2 separate regions of the Homo sapiens genome follow, and region 1 is linked to region 2. The links are chromatin loops, found by intact Hi-C in ENCODE. Cell type or tissue: heart left ventricle. All regions are shown on one strand. Each heading gives the region's core, and the rest is flanking DNA. Links, peaks and the distances in the headings are about the cores only. Region 1 overlaps MCOLN2 (mucolipin TRP cation channel 2). Region 2 has its middle 36 kb from the start of DNASE2B.

Region 1 (8,340 bases), core at 49-8,048, 500 kb before region 2:
GGATCTGGCAAATTGGAAAGGCAATGCCATGTCCTTTTACAGGTGAGAGCACTGTTTTGCACTTGCCTTCTTCTTCCAGAGGGCAGTGTGGTTTGTAAGAAACGCTTCTTTAAATGTTTGCCATAGAGATTTCTAAATTTCTTCCTGGAGAAGTACAAGCGGCCTGTGTGTGACACCGACCAGTGGGAGTTCATCAACGGCTGGTATGTCCTGGTGATTATCAGCGACCTAATGACAATCATTGGCTCCATATTAAAAATGGAAATCAAAGCAAAGGTGAGGGAAGCCCATTTAAAGTCTCTGTTCTTCATCTTCTCCTGGATGGCCACAGGCATCTTAAGACGTACCATCCTTTGGAGACCACTTTGATTCTCGTGTCTTCCCTTTTCTCACACCAGCACAAGTGAGGCCTCCCCTGGCTTGGTTCCTCGTGAAGGGAAAGGAAGCCGATGTTCCATGGAACGAAACTTGGCAACAGCTCCAGAATAGTGACTAAGCTTGAAAAGATTGGTTATTTGGGCCTCATTTTTCTTTTTAAGTTGCCAAAGGAGCAGCTTATCCATAAACCAGTCCCTTCCCTGAACCTGCATGTCAAGAGCTTGTGGGGAGGATCTGTGACCATTGGGTGCTCCGACGGATGGGGTGAGGGCAGGAATGTCAGACTGCCCGCTAAAGCCTGACCCTTTGTATAACTTAGTTGATTTGATCTCCTAACTAAGCCTCAACTCCTCCTTCACCGCACTATTCTCCCGTCCATTCTCTGCTGTTGGTCAGAGGTCCCTCCAGCCACACCTCCTAACCCTGACATGCCTAATTCTCTCCCATCCCGGCTCCCTCTGGCTTTCTTCAGGCTTCTTCCTTTCTGGCCAACTGTGACAGCAGCCTCCTCACCAGCTTTCCCGTCTTCTACTTCATACCCCTGAGATCCATTCACACAGCTGTCAGAGGGACTTTTCTGGAAGTGTCTATCCAGCTGTTACCATCCTTTCTACCTCTTGGGGCCTACTTTGGGATGAAGTGGCCTCCCTCAGCAGCATGGCCCCTGGGGTCATCATCATCCAGCTCTGCCTCTTGCTCCTGCCCCTGCTCTGACCCTGCCCCTCTAGGACGTCTTGTCAGCATTGTGCCTTTGTTCAGCTTTTGTCCACTTACCTGTGGTGCTTCCTCCCAGCCTGTCCTGCAGGCCTGTCTTTGCTCTGGGGTCGTGTCTGTGGTGTCCCTCTGTGATGAGCTAGGCATTGTGTCTTTCACTGCATTTAGCGTATTATATGAGAATCATGTTTGTGTGTTTGTCTTTTCAACTAGCCCTAGAATTTCCTCAGAGCTGCAGCTGTGTTAGGAAATCATGCTGGAGTTTTCTTTCAAAAGCAGCTGAATTGTATTGTTTGGTACTTAACAAACACCATTAATTTGTATCCTCGAATGCCTAGGTCAGTGATAAATGCAATTTCTATTTGAGAGTATTATTTGGAAAAAAATTTAGTTCAACCTAAATACAATTTCTATTTCAGAGTATTATTTGGAAAAAAATTTAGTTCAACCAATTGAAATACTAAAAGAAAATGAGAAACACAAATATTTGGAATTATATCTGTTTTTCTTCTTTTTTTTCTTCAAAAAAAAACTCTATCACCTATAGGGAGGCAGATAGTTCTTTTTTTATTAATTGGTTTAATGTAAGGCTAATAAGCTAAGTGGAGTCAAATATTTTACTCATTTCTCTCTTTCTTTTTTTTCATTCCTTAGAATCTCACAAACTATGATCTCTGCAGCATTTTTCTTGGAACCTCTACGCTCTTGGTTTGGGTTGGAGTCATCAGATACCTGGGTTATTTCCAGGCATATAATGTAAGGATGCGGCACCGGGTAGTGCCACTGCAGTTGAGACTCATTTATTCTTTGGGTTCTAATAGCTACTTTTTCATTTCACCCATTCTGTTCTTTTTTTCAGGTGCTGATTTTAACAATGCAGGCCTCACTGCCAAAAGTTCTTCGGTTTTGTGCTTGTGCTGGTATGATTTATCTGGGTTACACATTCTGTGGCTGGATTGTCTTAGGACCATACCATGACAAGGTGTGTAGCTCACATTCTTCCTTCTGCAGATGGGGCACGTGGGACCCTTGAACGTGGGTTTCTAGCACTTACTTGCTTCCTGGTCTTCTCTAGCATGTACCCTTGACATCAGTAATCACATATCTTTGTATCAGTTTTCTTTTTCTTTTTTTCCTTTTCAGGATATAGAAGTGACTACAGGATATTGAAACAAGAACTGTACAATACTAGAAAGCATGTATTATAGTTGTCTGGGACTGGCTTAAGGGGTCACATGGTTACCCGGTGATCATCAAATGGGAAATGTTTGGACGTGAGATCACTATATTAAAAATGAAAATTAAGTGAGGAAAATTATTATAAAAAATTTCCAATTTAAAGTATTATGTTTTTCATCCAAGTTAATTGAGAAGAATGAAGATGGGCAGAGACTGCCTAAAACGACCATAGTAGGTTTACGATAGAAATGGTGACACGTCTTGTCTCTGCAGACGGTTTTGATTACAGCATCATCTTTCTGCCTTATTAAAGATCAGTATCTGAATTCTAAACTATTACCAAACTTCAGTTAGCATTATAATCTCAGGGACATCAAAGTTGTGCTAAGATGTTCTTGTTATAAAATGATACATTTGATTGGTAGATGCATCAGGAAATGAAACTAGGTAAGCCTTGGTTTTAACCCAAAAAAGTAAAAGGAGTTATTTTATCTTATGGCTTTTCCTCCATTTGGGCCTGTGGCAGTTGGAACAACAGAAACAACAAAAATAGCAGCAGCTAACACTTACTGCTTGTGTGTTAGACACTCTGCTGGGCATTTCGGTGTTCTTTCTTATTTACTCCCCACAACAACCCAGGGTACTGTTAGCCTCACTTAGGTGCTCTGCAAGGAGAAAAGAGGTTAAAAATGGTAAGTATTCCTTCCAAGTTTGTATACCAGTTCAGCCTTAAGTTTTGACCTTGTTAGTTGCATTAACCAAATCTGTGATCAAATCTGGTTTACAAACTGTTATACATGAATCTTAAACCTCCGTGCTGTCCTACCAGAATAATGTCGAGTAACCTGGAACACTCAGACTTTCTTCTTTTTAGGTGTCACATTTAATATGTCTAGAGAGAATTACTGTTTTTCCTATTTGAGATATTATATAATTAACAAAGTGACAACCTCTGGGTTGGTAGTAAATCTTGATAATATTGCTCTTCATACTCCATGTCACTGCTTTAAAGGTGACTCATGAGAAAAAATTATTCTTTGATATGATCTCTCTGATTTGGAGAACTTACTGTCTTAGAGCCTGGAAAAATGTATTTTTCTTCCTTGCTTGCCTCATGCTCTGAAAGCTTTTCCACCTCTTTGTCACTAGAGGGCAGTGTTGCACTGTGTGGAATAAATACCGTTCCTGAGGATTCGGCTTTAATTCACTGACTCCAAGGTCTGTGGACAAGTGGTCCCATCTCCTTTGCACCCCATCCCCGTCTCCCCTACCTCATCATTATTCTGGAAGGTGCTCAGATAAGATTGCTAGAATTTTACTAGATGGCTACCATTCTCAAGTGCTGTCTGTTAGGCATGGTGCCCAAGATTCTTCATCTCCCTTGCTGTGTTAACCCTTCCCTCCCCTTCTCTGTGAAGAAATCTGATTGTCCTGTTACAGAGAATAGGCACCTTAATATATTAAATAATATTCCTGAGATTACCCAGCTAGAAAGTGGCAGAGATGGGATTCAAACCCAGGTCGGCCTGACTCCAGTACCTGTGCTTTGACCCATACCCTGTAGAGCTTTTCTTGGTATTATCTAAAACAGATCATTGCAAGAGAGCATTTAGCCTGACAAGAAACAGTCTTGTACTTGGAGATCAACTGTGAGAGGACAGCCATGTAATCGGCTTCATTCTTTCAATGGTGTCAAGGTCACCTCATGGAAAATGAGGTTATTTGTTTTGTGAGCCTGACTGCATTTCCATATGTTCAATTTGTCCTTTCAAAGGATCCAGGTGAAACTGGGATGCTCTGAGCCAGCACTGTCCAAGAAAAATACAGTTTGGGCTACAATTGAGAGCCTTGCCTATACTGTAAAATTTTCTAGTAGCTACATGAAGAAATAAAAAAACAGATGAAATTATTTTTAATTATATATTTTAAGCCTAATATACCCAAAATATTATTTCAGCATGTATTCAGTATAAAATATTGAAATATTTTACATTCCTCCATACTAGTCTTTTTGATCTGGTGGATATTTTATCCACATAGCACGTCTCAATTTGGACTAGCTATCTATTGGATGCTGGCTATTCACACATTCCTGGTGACTACCACTATGGACATTGCAGCTCTAGACTTATGTCTTTCACTTAATGTTAGCTTTCCTTTATACCCCTGGAGGAGGGGAGGGATAAGGGATGTCTGTAGGGTTGCCTGCAGGTCTGTTTATGGCATCTCTCACCAGGCTGATATATTGGGGAAATACACAGCTGAGTTAATTCACTGAATGTACAAGTCAGTTGGGGGAGAGAACGTCAGTCTGGTTTTGGAACTTTGTGCTTTTCTTCACCATATTGCTGCCTCTTTGAATCTGAAGTTAGAATATTTTATTGCCCCTTGCATCCTTTCCCCCAAATTAATCCAAGCTGTCAGCATGTTCAGGTTCTGCCAGTATCTGAATCAGAGGACTTTCAGGTTACCTGAAGCCTTGAAAAGCTAGGCATTCCAAGCGGGCATTTTTGTGGGATTTTTAGAATCACAGCAACCTTGATTGTGAAAGCTAATTCTTTCTTTAAAACAAAACAACTAAAAAGGAGACATTAGGAAAACCGTTTGACTGATAGCTGGGGTCCCATAACACTTCAGCTTCCTATCTTCCTGTTAGGCATCTGATTTCAGGGGCTCAATGGAAAGGGAGTCAAGATGCAAAAGGCTTCCTGCTGATGTGTATTCCCAGCACTAATGGACTTTGGCACAGTGCCCTTTCAAAATGCCTGGGCACAGAGGGTGAGAGACTGTTGATGTTCTTCCAGACCTCATCTTGAATTATTAAACATTACTCTAATGCGGCTTTTACATTTCCAGAGGACTTTTTTTCCTGTGAGGAATAAATCATAGCCTTGCATTGTCCCCATTTTACAAATGAGAAGACCAAGACTTGAAAAGTTGTTGGACTTCACTGATGCCATGGGTCAAAGTTCAGCAGACTCTGCATTACATTTTCCTCCTTCCAAGCCCTCTGGTTTTAGCCAAGTACCCCTCAGCTAAAACATTTTGCCTAAAGTTTGCATGAGATTCTTGGCACCAGCTCTTAAAGCAAATATTTATGTTGTTCTCTGACATAAGCCATTGCAGGTTATGGTTTCATTGAAATTAAAGGTTTTTGGCCCAACTGCAAACTTATCATTTGTGAAATGAATGGTTGAGTTCTCATCGTGGGCCCAGAGAACCTATGGGGACTCTTTATGGAAATACCCATTTAATACGTATTAAATATCTACTGTGCACCCAACATTGCTAGGTTCTTGTAGACCAAGTTCTTGGAGGGAAGGAACTGTAGTTTGTTCCTCTTTACATTCCCAGTGTCCAGCACAGCACATAGACCATGGTAGGTGCCCAAAAAGTTTGTTTTGAACAAACAAGAAGCAGAGAGAGAGTAGTACCTGCTTTCCAGGGGCTTATGATCACTCAAGATCCAAAGGAATGCCTTACAAATGTGGTCCTTCTAGACTGGAAGCACATTAGGACCTTGAGTATTTTTAAGCTCACTTCTACTATGGAATTTGGCCACTGAAATAGACTCTGGTTCACAGCCACTTCTTGTACAAAATGGCAGGGTGTTACCAAACACCTAAAATTGACTGGGTCTCTGTTTTAACTCTTTGGTGTGTTAAAATAATTCTCATGTTCACAAGAGGAGGGGGAGGTAAAATGGTTATGAATAATGTTAATGTTGAGACAGATATTGTGTGTAGCCTGGTAAGTAACTAAACAGAAAATTAAAAAATGAATGTGACATGTACTGACAAACTAGCTATTTGCAGTTGAAACCTGAAGCACAGACAGTTGTGCTTGGAGTTAGGGGTTCTTGAAACTAGAGAAAGGAGTTGACTGGATTCCAAAAGAAACTAAGAAATGTGAATTATTAATGGTGCTGTCAGAGTTGTAGTTGACATCCATAGAAACCAACTTTAATGTCAATGTTTTCAGCTTTAACTTCAATGTTTTAAGGCTTGTGTAGCGTATGGAAAATATTTACTCTGGCAATCGCCTGTTTTACTGTTAAATAATCTACATATTGTTAAGTGATCTGTTCATTTGGATATTTCCTCTAGGTCTTTTTGGAGGAGGACTTTAGTTCATCAGAGTTTTTGCTGATGCAGCAAAGCCATGGGTGGGATCCTTGTTTGGGGTGCGTTTGTAGACCTTCTCCCTTGGCCACCAACTTTACCTTGCCTGGTCCAGCCACGTGGCTGGTAGTGTAAGGCACGGTGTTTGTATCTAGTTGGAGTACAGGGAAGTGTGTATAAAAACAATTAGAAGACCATAGTTCATTCTGTGATTCTTACCGATACGGAGTGCAGAGAAAGGACTAGAACTACCAGGGCACTTGGTCTTGAAGTACACTCTGAAATGACCCTTGAACATTGGCTTAATTGGACACAGAGAAGAGAAAGAAGAATAGAGCAGGTGAGGAGAATAAATTCCATGAGGGAAAAATGTAGGGATGGGCCTGGTGTTGGAGGAGAAGATAAGCACAGCATATTAATACTGTCAAGGAGGAGATGTGATGAGGCTGCATAAAGGAGGAACTTATCACAACCTTCTTGGTTTAGATTTTTATTTTGCATCCAAACTTTGTATAATCTCACAAGGGAGAAATGACCTGAAAGCCTTCTTCTTAAAGTACAGGTTTTACTGCAGCTTTGACTGGGGAGGGTAAAGAGATTGGAGTAAAAGAGACTTCCTTGGAAGTTTCTTTAATAATTCAGAAATTTGTGTTGACATCACAGTAGAGTAGTAAGGGTGGATTGGAGAAACATGTGATAGGAACAGACAGGCCTTAGAAGACTGAAAGCGGGGAAGAGTAATCAATTCAACACAGAGTTTTAAGGACTTAATTATTTCAGAGTAAATGTTTCTTTGGTAGGAGATTGGAATCACTGACAGAAATAGGGCAATTTAGAAAAAAAAGTTCATTTTTCTGGTTAGGGTGGTGAAAAGTTTTGTTTTGTTGGCATTTTCAAGGAATGGTCTGTTATATAACAAATGCCAGCTGAGCACAGTGGCTCATGCCTGTAATCCAAGCACTTTGGGAGGCTGAGGTGGGCGGATCACCTGAGGCCAGGAGTTCGAGACCAGCCTGGCCAACATGGTGAAACCCCATCTCTACAAAAAAATACAAAAATTAGCCGGGCTTGGTGGCAGGCACCTGTAATCCCATCTATTTGGGAGGCCGACACATGAGAATCGCTTGAACACTGGAGGCAGAGGTTGCAGTGAGCTGGGATTGCACTGCACTCCAGCCTGGGTGGCAGAGTAAGACTCTGTCTCAAACAAACAAACAAAACCTACAAATGCTCTCTAAGTGTAGAAAACATAAGAAGATGCTTATGTTAATTAGGAGAAAAACCAGGATCTAAACTTGTTAGATCCTGGTTTTAGATATATAAAAAGTACATAGGGAAAAACTGTGGGAATTGTTAAGAGATTAACTTTGAGAGTATGGAGGGGTGTGTGTGTGTGTGTGTGTGTGTTTTAAAGAGACAGGGTCTCGCTGTGTCCCCCAGGCTGCAGTGCAGTGGCAGAAGCTTGGCTCACTGTACCCTGAACCTCCTGGATGCAAGAGATTCTCCCACCCCAGCCTCCTGAATAGCTGGGACTACAGGCATATCACCATGCCCAGATAATTTTTGTACTTTTTGTAGAGATGGGGTCTTGTAATCTTTCCCAGGCTGGTCTCAAACTCCTGGGCTCAAGTGATCCTCCAACCTTGGCCTCCCAAAGTGCTGGGATTGTAGGGATGAGCCACTGTGCCTGGCCCAGAGGGGGTTTTTGAATAATGTTTTCCTACTTCTTATGGTGTTCTAGCATCTTAAAATAAGTAAGTTACCACTACTACAATGACAAAAACAATGTTAACAAAACAAGCTAACTAGATATCCTCTGCTTTTTAGAATACTCTATTTCAGAAACTAGTTTTTATTTCCCCCTACAGTTTGAAAATCTGAACACAGTTGCTGAGTGTCTGTTTTCTCTGGTCAACGGTGATGACATGTTTGCAACCTTTGCCCAAAT
Region 2 (8,340 bases), core at 49-8,048:
TCAAGAGTCAAAAGAAATAGCCTAGTGAATGTATAGATTGCCTCCCATTTATACTTTTCTACTAATAGCAACTGTCCTTAGGTGTTATTAGCCATAAACTAAAAATGAATCCTAGCTACATAAAATATTACAAATATGTGTAGAACATCACCTTTTCTTTATTGACCATGGATTTGAGTATCACTGTCTTATCTCTTCCTCAGGCTTAGAATAGACAAGGATCTATTTTCATTTATCCTTCTACTTCCCATCCATTTCCAAAGTTCTTAAACATTTATTTCACCTTGTCTTATTATAGATGCTAATTCCCTCTCATTAGCCAAGCTTGTTAGTTTGACACAAACCCAGTATTCAGACCTTGAGGAATAGCTCTGTCAATTCTAGGAAGGATTATCACCTGTGTTTCCTTAATTATGTTTCCCTTGATACCAGAAAGAATCCTAGCTTTTTGCCTACTCTGGGTTTAGGGCCAGTTTTAGTTGCAGTGTGGAATTTTCCTAAGCACTCCATAGTCTTGTTCAAGGCCCTTCTCCTTTACAGGCCCTCAGGGCCCCCCACACTGCCCTTTGACTCCTTGAGTTCCCTCAGGATCACTTGACAGACCCCCTTCATCCCAAGAGCACTCTGGGTCTCTCCTAGCCACCTTCCCTTCTTCAATCCTCCATCTAGAATTTTACAGGATAGATTTTTGAACAAACAGATCTTTATGGATCTCCTTAAACCATGGCAAATATCAGCGTTCCACCTTTAGGGTAGCTGCTTCATAGAATTATGATCATAGCATATTTTTAGAACTAGAAAGAACGTTGGAGCTTATCTGTGTTTTTTTTGTTTGTTTGTTTTGTTTAATTAGCATGATCTTTGCTTAAAAGAAACCTTATTTGGATATCTAGTTTATAAAACAAGTAAGAGTGGAGCTGTGCTGGATGGAGGGGCAGTGTGTCCCCACTGTCCTTCAACTTCTCACCTCTGAATTCCCAGAACAGCCTACACATGCCATCAACATAGTACTCTACAGAAGACCTCCGAAAACTGCCTGATTTGCTAGATGAAGATTGCCAAAGAGTTTCACTTTGTACTTCCTCCTTCCCCTTGGAGGTCTGATCTCTGTTCTCATGAACTTGAGACTATTGTCTGCCTGCCTCCAACCTACTTAGAGGGTCTCACGCCAGCTCCCTGCCAGTCACAGGCTTAACAACACTTTGCAGCAGTGAGTGTCATGAGGCTAGGTTTGGTTGACGAGGGTCCTTGAAAATATTCCAAGAGCCTGTACACAAGTGCTAAGTTTTCTCTTATTATAACATTACACTCTTAAAAATATTTAGCAAAAATAGAGACTTGTGAAAATGTTCTCCCTTCCAGCGACTGTGGTGAGAAAGCACTTCCCTGGGAGTCTGCAAAGACACAAAACATTTCTTGTTCTCACTTCAGCTTTTGACCAGCAAAATCCAGCTGAATTTTCTTTCATATCAATTGTTTCTGTCCTCAGAGACATCTAGATGCATTTGCATTACTTTAGTGGAAGCAGAGGGAGGATTGGCATGAAACTGGTAGTTGTGATAGTTTCTGGAAAGGTCCATGTTAGAGAAGAACAGATTGTTTTATTTACGTGCTCCATATGACAATTTAGGACAGATAGAAGATAACCAGGAAGGCTTGATGTAGAAATCTTAATTTAGCTTAGGCTCTGATTTAAAAATAAAATCTATGTGAATGGTGGGGGAAGAAGAAGGGAGCAATTGGAGGACTTCTTCATGTTTTACAGCTGGTAATTAAATTTTGCCATCCTGTTAGACCATATATTTTGAGAAGGCAAGGGAATATAGAAGAAAGCATGTGGGCTGTCAAGTCCTTCCTTCCTTCCTCTATTCATTTTTTTTGTCAATAATTTATGATTTATTTTTCTTCCTTCTTCCCTTTCTTTCTTGAAAAATTTTTTAGGCTCCTAAAATGTGCTTGGCATTGTTTGCTGCTAAGGACACAAGACTGAACTACACAGTATGGAGCTTACAGCCTGGGGAACATTATCATTCTACCTTTGTCATTTACTAGCTGAGTGACCTTGGGAAAAGAATAACTTAATCTTTCTGAGCTTCAGTTTCATCTTCTGTAAAATGGGAATAATACTGACTTCTCACGTGGGGGCAACAAATAAATGAGAATTGAATGAGTTAATGTGCCGATTACTCCCACAGTATGCCAGGTACATAGTAGGGGCTTAAAAAATTGGAGCCTATTCCCCTCTTACAGTCATTGTAACCTGATATTTAGGTTCATCTTCCCACATTCTACAAGGGTTAGGGCATCAGGCTCTTTATTCACTCTGCCTCAGAGTGCTCCTGAACATCCCCTTCAGCAACCTATAGGCCTTCCTAGCCATCCTGAATTCTCAAAACCCCTTCCAGACTTCAGCTCTTTCAGTCTCCCATTGAATCAGCATTTCAGTCCCTTCAGCCTCTCTGTTCTCTGGATCCCATCTTAGTGTCAAAAACTGTCAACCTCACCCTTCCCCCTTCAGCCCATCCTTTCTCTCCATGATGACTTTATTTCCTTTCATGTTCCTCCTGTATGCCACAGCCAAACATTCACTGCTGCCATCTCACCAGGATACTGCTCTTTTGTCTGCTCCATTGGCCATGGCAATCTATAACTCTGAATCTACCCAATTACTAGTTTTTTTTTTCTCTCACCTTTGGTTTACCTGTTGCTGCTGGAGAAAAGTGCTCAACCACACCAATGTTCATCTCTTTTAGTTTTATATTTCTTGTTTTACTGTTCCCTTTATACTGCCTCGAGAAGCTTTTACACATTTTTAGTTGGTTTGATCTTCCTTTCCTTCAATAACAACTGCTGTAGCATGCAATCTTTGTCTCTCTTTGCCCTCATCTCCATGCTATCTTCCTAAAATCATCCTCCACCATTCAAAAGTCACGTGTACCTCCTTTCCTACTTCCTAGTTGTCCAAGAAGAAAATGTATTCTTACTCTTTTCCAAACTCAATTAGTGCTCTTGTTCCTTTCCTCCCTCCCAGCTTCTCTTGAATCTGGTAGAACCAATAATTTCTTCTCTTGTTTGTCTCTCCCTCTTCATTGGCTCTTCCTCATTAACCTTCAAACATGTTCAAGTCAGTCAGTCTCTCATCGGGGTGCTACCTTGCTTCTCTTGATTATTGCCAAATGTCTTCATTGTGTCGTTTGTCCTCATTACTTTCACTTTCTCATTTATCATTTAAAGAGCCACTAAAATTGGGCTTTCACCCAATTTTCACACTACCATACTGAAACTCTCTTGGGGTGACCAGGGTCCTCTTAACAAAGCCAGTGGTTTCTTGAAGTTCTCATCCTTCTTGGCATGTCTTTGGTTTTTAACACTGTTGACTTCTTTCTTGAAATTTTCTTCTCCTTTGACTTCAATCCAATAATAATTTCTCTTAGTTTTTCTCCAAAATCTCTAAGCTTTCTGTTTCACTTTTCCATTAATGGTTCCTCTTCTGCCTATTCTTCAAGTGCTGGTGATGTTCCCCAAGTTTCTATGCTCAATCGTCTTTTCATTTTCTACATTCTTTCTTAGGATGATCTCATGCATACTCATGATTTCAACTGTAACATATAGGTTGATGACTTAAAAATTGGTAACTCCATGCCCCAGTCTTTCTCCTGAACTCTACTCCCTCTGCTAATAGCTAACTGGATAAATTGCAGGCACCTCACATTCGGTGGGGCTCACCTGCCCCACCACAAGCTGACCAGGCCACTCCTACCACTTCTCAGCTTTAATGTTAGATGCATTCAATAAAACCTGAGGTGCAAGACACTTAAGACCTCTGTGGAATTCTCTCTCTTTCTCCTTTTCCTTCATTACAAGTAACTAGTGCTTAGTAAAAGTCACTAGTTAATATTATAAGCAATTTCCTGTCCTGGGCCTTTACAAAAATTCAGTGGCATCCCAAAATAATTAGTAAGGTGAGAAGGATCTGAGTCACCAGGCCCACCCTGAGTTAGAAAAAACAGGCTGGGCGCGGTGGCTCATGCCTGTAATCTCAGCACTTTGGGAGGCTAAGGTGGGTGGATGACTTGAGGTGAGGAGTTCAAGACAAGCCTGGCCAACGTGGTGAAACCCTGCCTCTACTAAAAATACAAAAATTAGCTGGGCCTGGTGGTGCACACCTGTAGTTCCAGCTACTTGGGAGGCTGAGGCAGGAGAATTGCTTGAACCCGGGAGACTGAGGTTGCAGTAAGCCGAGATCATGCTACCATGCTACTGTACTCCAGCCTGGGCGACAGAGCAAGACTCTTAAAAAAAAAAAAAAAAAAGAGCAGGAGAGAGAGAAGAAACAAAGACAACCTCAAGCAGTGGCACATGGTCAGAATTTGCTTTTTGTCTCATATGTAGCAGGAAAGAACATTTCAGGCATCATTTCAGTAAGTTTCTGATATTCTTGCAATGCAATACAGTTTTGCAGGTAAAGCCCAAAGTTATTTGCTAAAGATGTCTAATTGCCCTTTTCATTTTGTTTTAAACTGAAAAAAAGCAAAACAAAGCAAAACAAGAAAACAATATCCTGGACTTCTTGGTCAGCAGGGGGAGCACTATCACTTTGCTCCGGGAAGATTTTCACCAAGGCAACAACTGTCTTTTAATATAGACCACATCCTAGCAACGAGGAGGAAAAAAATAATGACACGATCGATACATTTGCTCCCTGGTGGTTGCAATTTTTAAACACAGCTTTTTTTTTTTAGCCTTTGTATTTGAAAAATGTTTGCTTAGGAAGGGGTCATCAGCTATCTTTTTTTTTTTTTTTCTGTCCTGCCTTTTAGTCACTTTCTAATTTGAGAGAAAGGTATTTAATTCAGAAGACAGGGTTTTAAATGTGTCGTGGAGGCTGGTGTTACAGCACCTGGTTAGTATATGGGCTATGTCTGTGTGACACAGAAATAAAGACACTGATTTGCTCATTTTATTTAAACTAGTCAATACAGTGAGAGAAATCAGTCAAACTGGATTTCTGTCTAAAGTGACCTTTTGTTTGAGTGAATTGATTCAAGGAAATTGAAATGGGGACATGGTGTCCTTCTCAGACTCAGCTGGAGCAAAGCCTATCAAGCGAGGGTGGCAGCATCGTCAACAGGGAGCATCGGGCAACCGGGCTCTCATCTGGCTTCTGCTCTGTGATCTCGGACAGAACGTTTAACTTAACTCTTTGTACCATGATTTCTTCTCTTATAAACATCTCACACTTTTATGATGAGGAAATTATAAAATGGATTTGGAAGCATCTTGAAATATCAAGAAATGTCTATATAATAATTTACACAAAAGACCTAGCTTAGCTCATATACATTCAGACATATATAAGCTATAGAGGCATATATAGTACATATATACCCTATGTGTACATATGTATATATGTGTGTATGTAGCTAAATCCACATATTTATATATATGTAAGATATATATACACACATATATAAGAGATATTATAATTATACACATAAAGGAGGTGTTTAGGTGAAGACAATTCTTTCTGAAAGTATGACAGTTTATAGTAATTTCCCCACTTACAGAATAATAATAGCTTACAGGCAGAAATAATAAAGAATCCAGGACTCTTTTGATAATCTTTTATTTCCTAAAATTCTTATTTGGTGAAGAGAAGTTTATATCACTTATTTTCCATGAACATTTTAAAAAGAAGGAATTCTAATCTGTAGATGCTGCTTTAACTAAAGCTATCCTTATCTAATAATATACCTGATTAAATACTCTGCCAGAGTATTTTTCTTTCATCTCCTTTGTACCCTGAATGGAAGCATTGCATCAAAATATTTCTACAAGCATTTTAAGAGAAATAGATGAATAAGGGGAAATCTAGTTGGCACCAAAGAAACATGCATTTTATTCACTCAGGATCTAAAATGGCTGACTCGTTCTTTTTAAGTAAATCTTTCTCTTTTTCCAAATGACAACAAATAATTTAACATGTGACATTAGGCCTTTTTTTTAAGTAATGAATTTTTAATAAACAAATGGAATGGCTTTCATTTTTAATAATATATTATTCCATTATAAAGTGCAATTTGATCTATTTGATCTGTGGCTAGTTAACTCAGAGGTTAAGAGTGAGGTGCTAATGAATTCCAAGTAATAAGTTTAATTCCTGTGAGGTTCAGGGTTACTCGATACTATGGCTACAGACATATCCCTAATCCTAAATAATCATCCATCTTAAAAATTATTATTGCTATCCAAATCTGAGACCACGCAATGTAATGTCAGGTAAATAAGGCAAAACTATTTCTACCGTTAAGAGGCAACCAAGTCCATCTGCCCACTTGTAAGTGTTTTCAGTATCATCTTGGGATAGCTCCTTCATAATTATATTTTATATTTTTGGAGTACTTAGGAAAGGTATAAGTTGGGGAATTCCAGGTATTTTAATTAAATCCTACAGGACAACTGTGGTATCATACCTGACAAAAAGCTGAAGTACAGTGAAAAATATCTAGACTGGGAACTAGACATACTGTGTTTGAATCCCAGCTCTTCCATTAATCAGCTTTGAGCACTTAGACAAGTCATTTAACCTTTCCCAGCCTTGATTTCCTCGTGAAAATGAAGACAGAAATACCTATCTTCCAGCTTACTGTAGGGTTTAAATGAATTAATATATGTAAATATATGTAAATGAGTTTTTATATATACTTAGCATGGTGCTTGGCACATAATAAGTACTTAGTAAATAGTAGCTATCTCTAGCCTTCTGATCATTATCGGAACTCCTACATAAGAGGTATTGTAAGAATTAAATGAATATTGAATATGGACCACATTTTTTTTCTTTTTGTTTTTTGAGGTGAGTCTCCCTCTCAACCAGGCTGGAGTGCAGTGGCTCGATCTCAGCTCACTGCAACCTCTGCCGCCTGGGTTCAAGCGATTCTTCTGCCTCAGCCTCCTGAGTAGCTGAAATTACAGGCATGCACCACCACGCCTGCCTCATTTTTTTGTATTTTTAGTAGAGACAGGGTTTCACCATGCTGGCCAGGCCAACTCCTGACCTCAAGTGATCCACCTACCTTGGCCTCCCAAAGTGCTGGGATTACAGGTGTGAGCCACCATGCCCGGCCCACATTCTTTCTTGAACTGAAGGTATTTTGTTTATCGGTGAGCATTAAATTCATAGTAAAATATTACTATCTCACTGGGGGCAATTATCTCTTTATTCATTAATTAAAAACTCGCATGACAAGTTATTGTGTATTATGCACAAAATATTGAGATAGGAATAACAAGGGATTTTTTTTTTAAAGTGTGAGTATGAGACTTTCACTTCTGGGTAAAATGTAGAAGTCCATGGAAGGCCAACACTCTCAGTGCAACAACTTGGGGTAACCTGGATAAATGTAGTCCCAGCTACTCGGGAGGCTGAGGCAGGAGAATGGCGTGAACCCGGGAGGCGGAGCTTGCAGTGAGCCGAGATAGTGCCACTGCACTCCAGCCTGGGCGACAGAGTGAGACTCAGTCTCAAAAAAAAAAAAAATTATGTTTTAAAGGCATCAAGTTTCTGTGGAAGCATGTGGATTAGATGAACCAAAATTCCAGATAGAGTAGAATCCTTGCCAAAGTGAGCTGACACTATCTTATATTTTTTCACCAGATATATGCCAATCCTGAGTGTGGGTTGAAGGATTTGCCTACACAGAGAATCTCTGCTGGGACAAAGAAAAACCAGTAAAGTTCTTGACAGTTATAAAGGGATGACGTGACAAATAGGAAGAAGGCAACTCAAACACATGACTGATTTTCCCGTAACATATTTGCTGAATTCTGGTACTGCACAGAGGGATATGAAACTAGGGCAAGAACTTTTAAAAGAGTGAAATCTATCTCTCATTGTCTTGTGATGCTTAGGAAACAGGTCCCCTGGAGACCTTCCCTTACATACACCTCCAGTTTTTTCTTAAGACATTTGCCAAGTATTGAAGCTATGAGGGACAGAGGGCTAAAGATCTAGGCTGGAACTTCTGAAGGACAGAGCTGGATCTCCTGCAGTCTTTCAGGGCTGAGGAGATGAAGACTCCAGGGCTCACAATCACAAGCCCAGAAGGAACATGCTCTAGAATAGGAGCAAATTAGAGGTAGAGAAAGTCTTAATAAAAATGCAGCTCACACTCAACACAGTTTCTCGTTGTATCAATTTCTCATGTAATCAAAAGGACCAACTCCTTACCCTCTCTGCCTAACAGAGGAAAGGGAGAACCCTCTCTGTAGAAGATAGCATTTGGAATCTTCACATTTTTTTATACCCTATGTCTGACACATAATAAAAAACTAGTAGAT

Evidence for each region. A loop is a pair of places that touch in the nucleus more often than their neighbours do. Peaks named below come from ENCODE experiments on the same cell type or tissue, not always from the same donor. Only the 100,000 strongest peaks of a DNase experiment are listed, where the experiment ranks them.
Region 1: it touches region 2 in a loop (3-fold over the local background); 25 of 110 quality-filtered maps call a loop at or near these places.

Annotation. Positions count from the first base shown.
Region 1 is chr1:84,931,489-84,939,828 of GRCh38, reverse strand. MCOLN2 (mucolipin TRP cation channel 2) reads left to right here. Exons shown (of 14, transcript NM_153259.4): 9 at 127-276; 10 at 1,747-1,848; 11 at 1,952-2,074; 12 at 8,261-8,340. Among named protein-coding and RNA genes, the nearest start is that of LPAR3, 42 kb to the right of the region's middle. In heart left ventricle, for the core only: a CTCF peak has its summit at 3,406 (motif pointing right); no DNase peak of the experiment used is centred there.
Region 2 is chr1:84,430,226-84,438,565 of GRCh38, reverse strand. No RefSeq gene overlaps it. Among named protein-coding and RNA genes, the nearest start is that of DNASE2B, 36 kb to the right of the region's middle. In heart left ventricle, for the core only: a CTCF peak has its summit at 4,572 (motif pointing right); no DNase peak of the experiment used is centred there; H3K4me3 peaks cover 598 bases.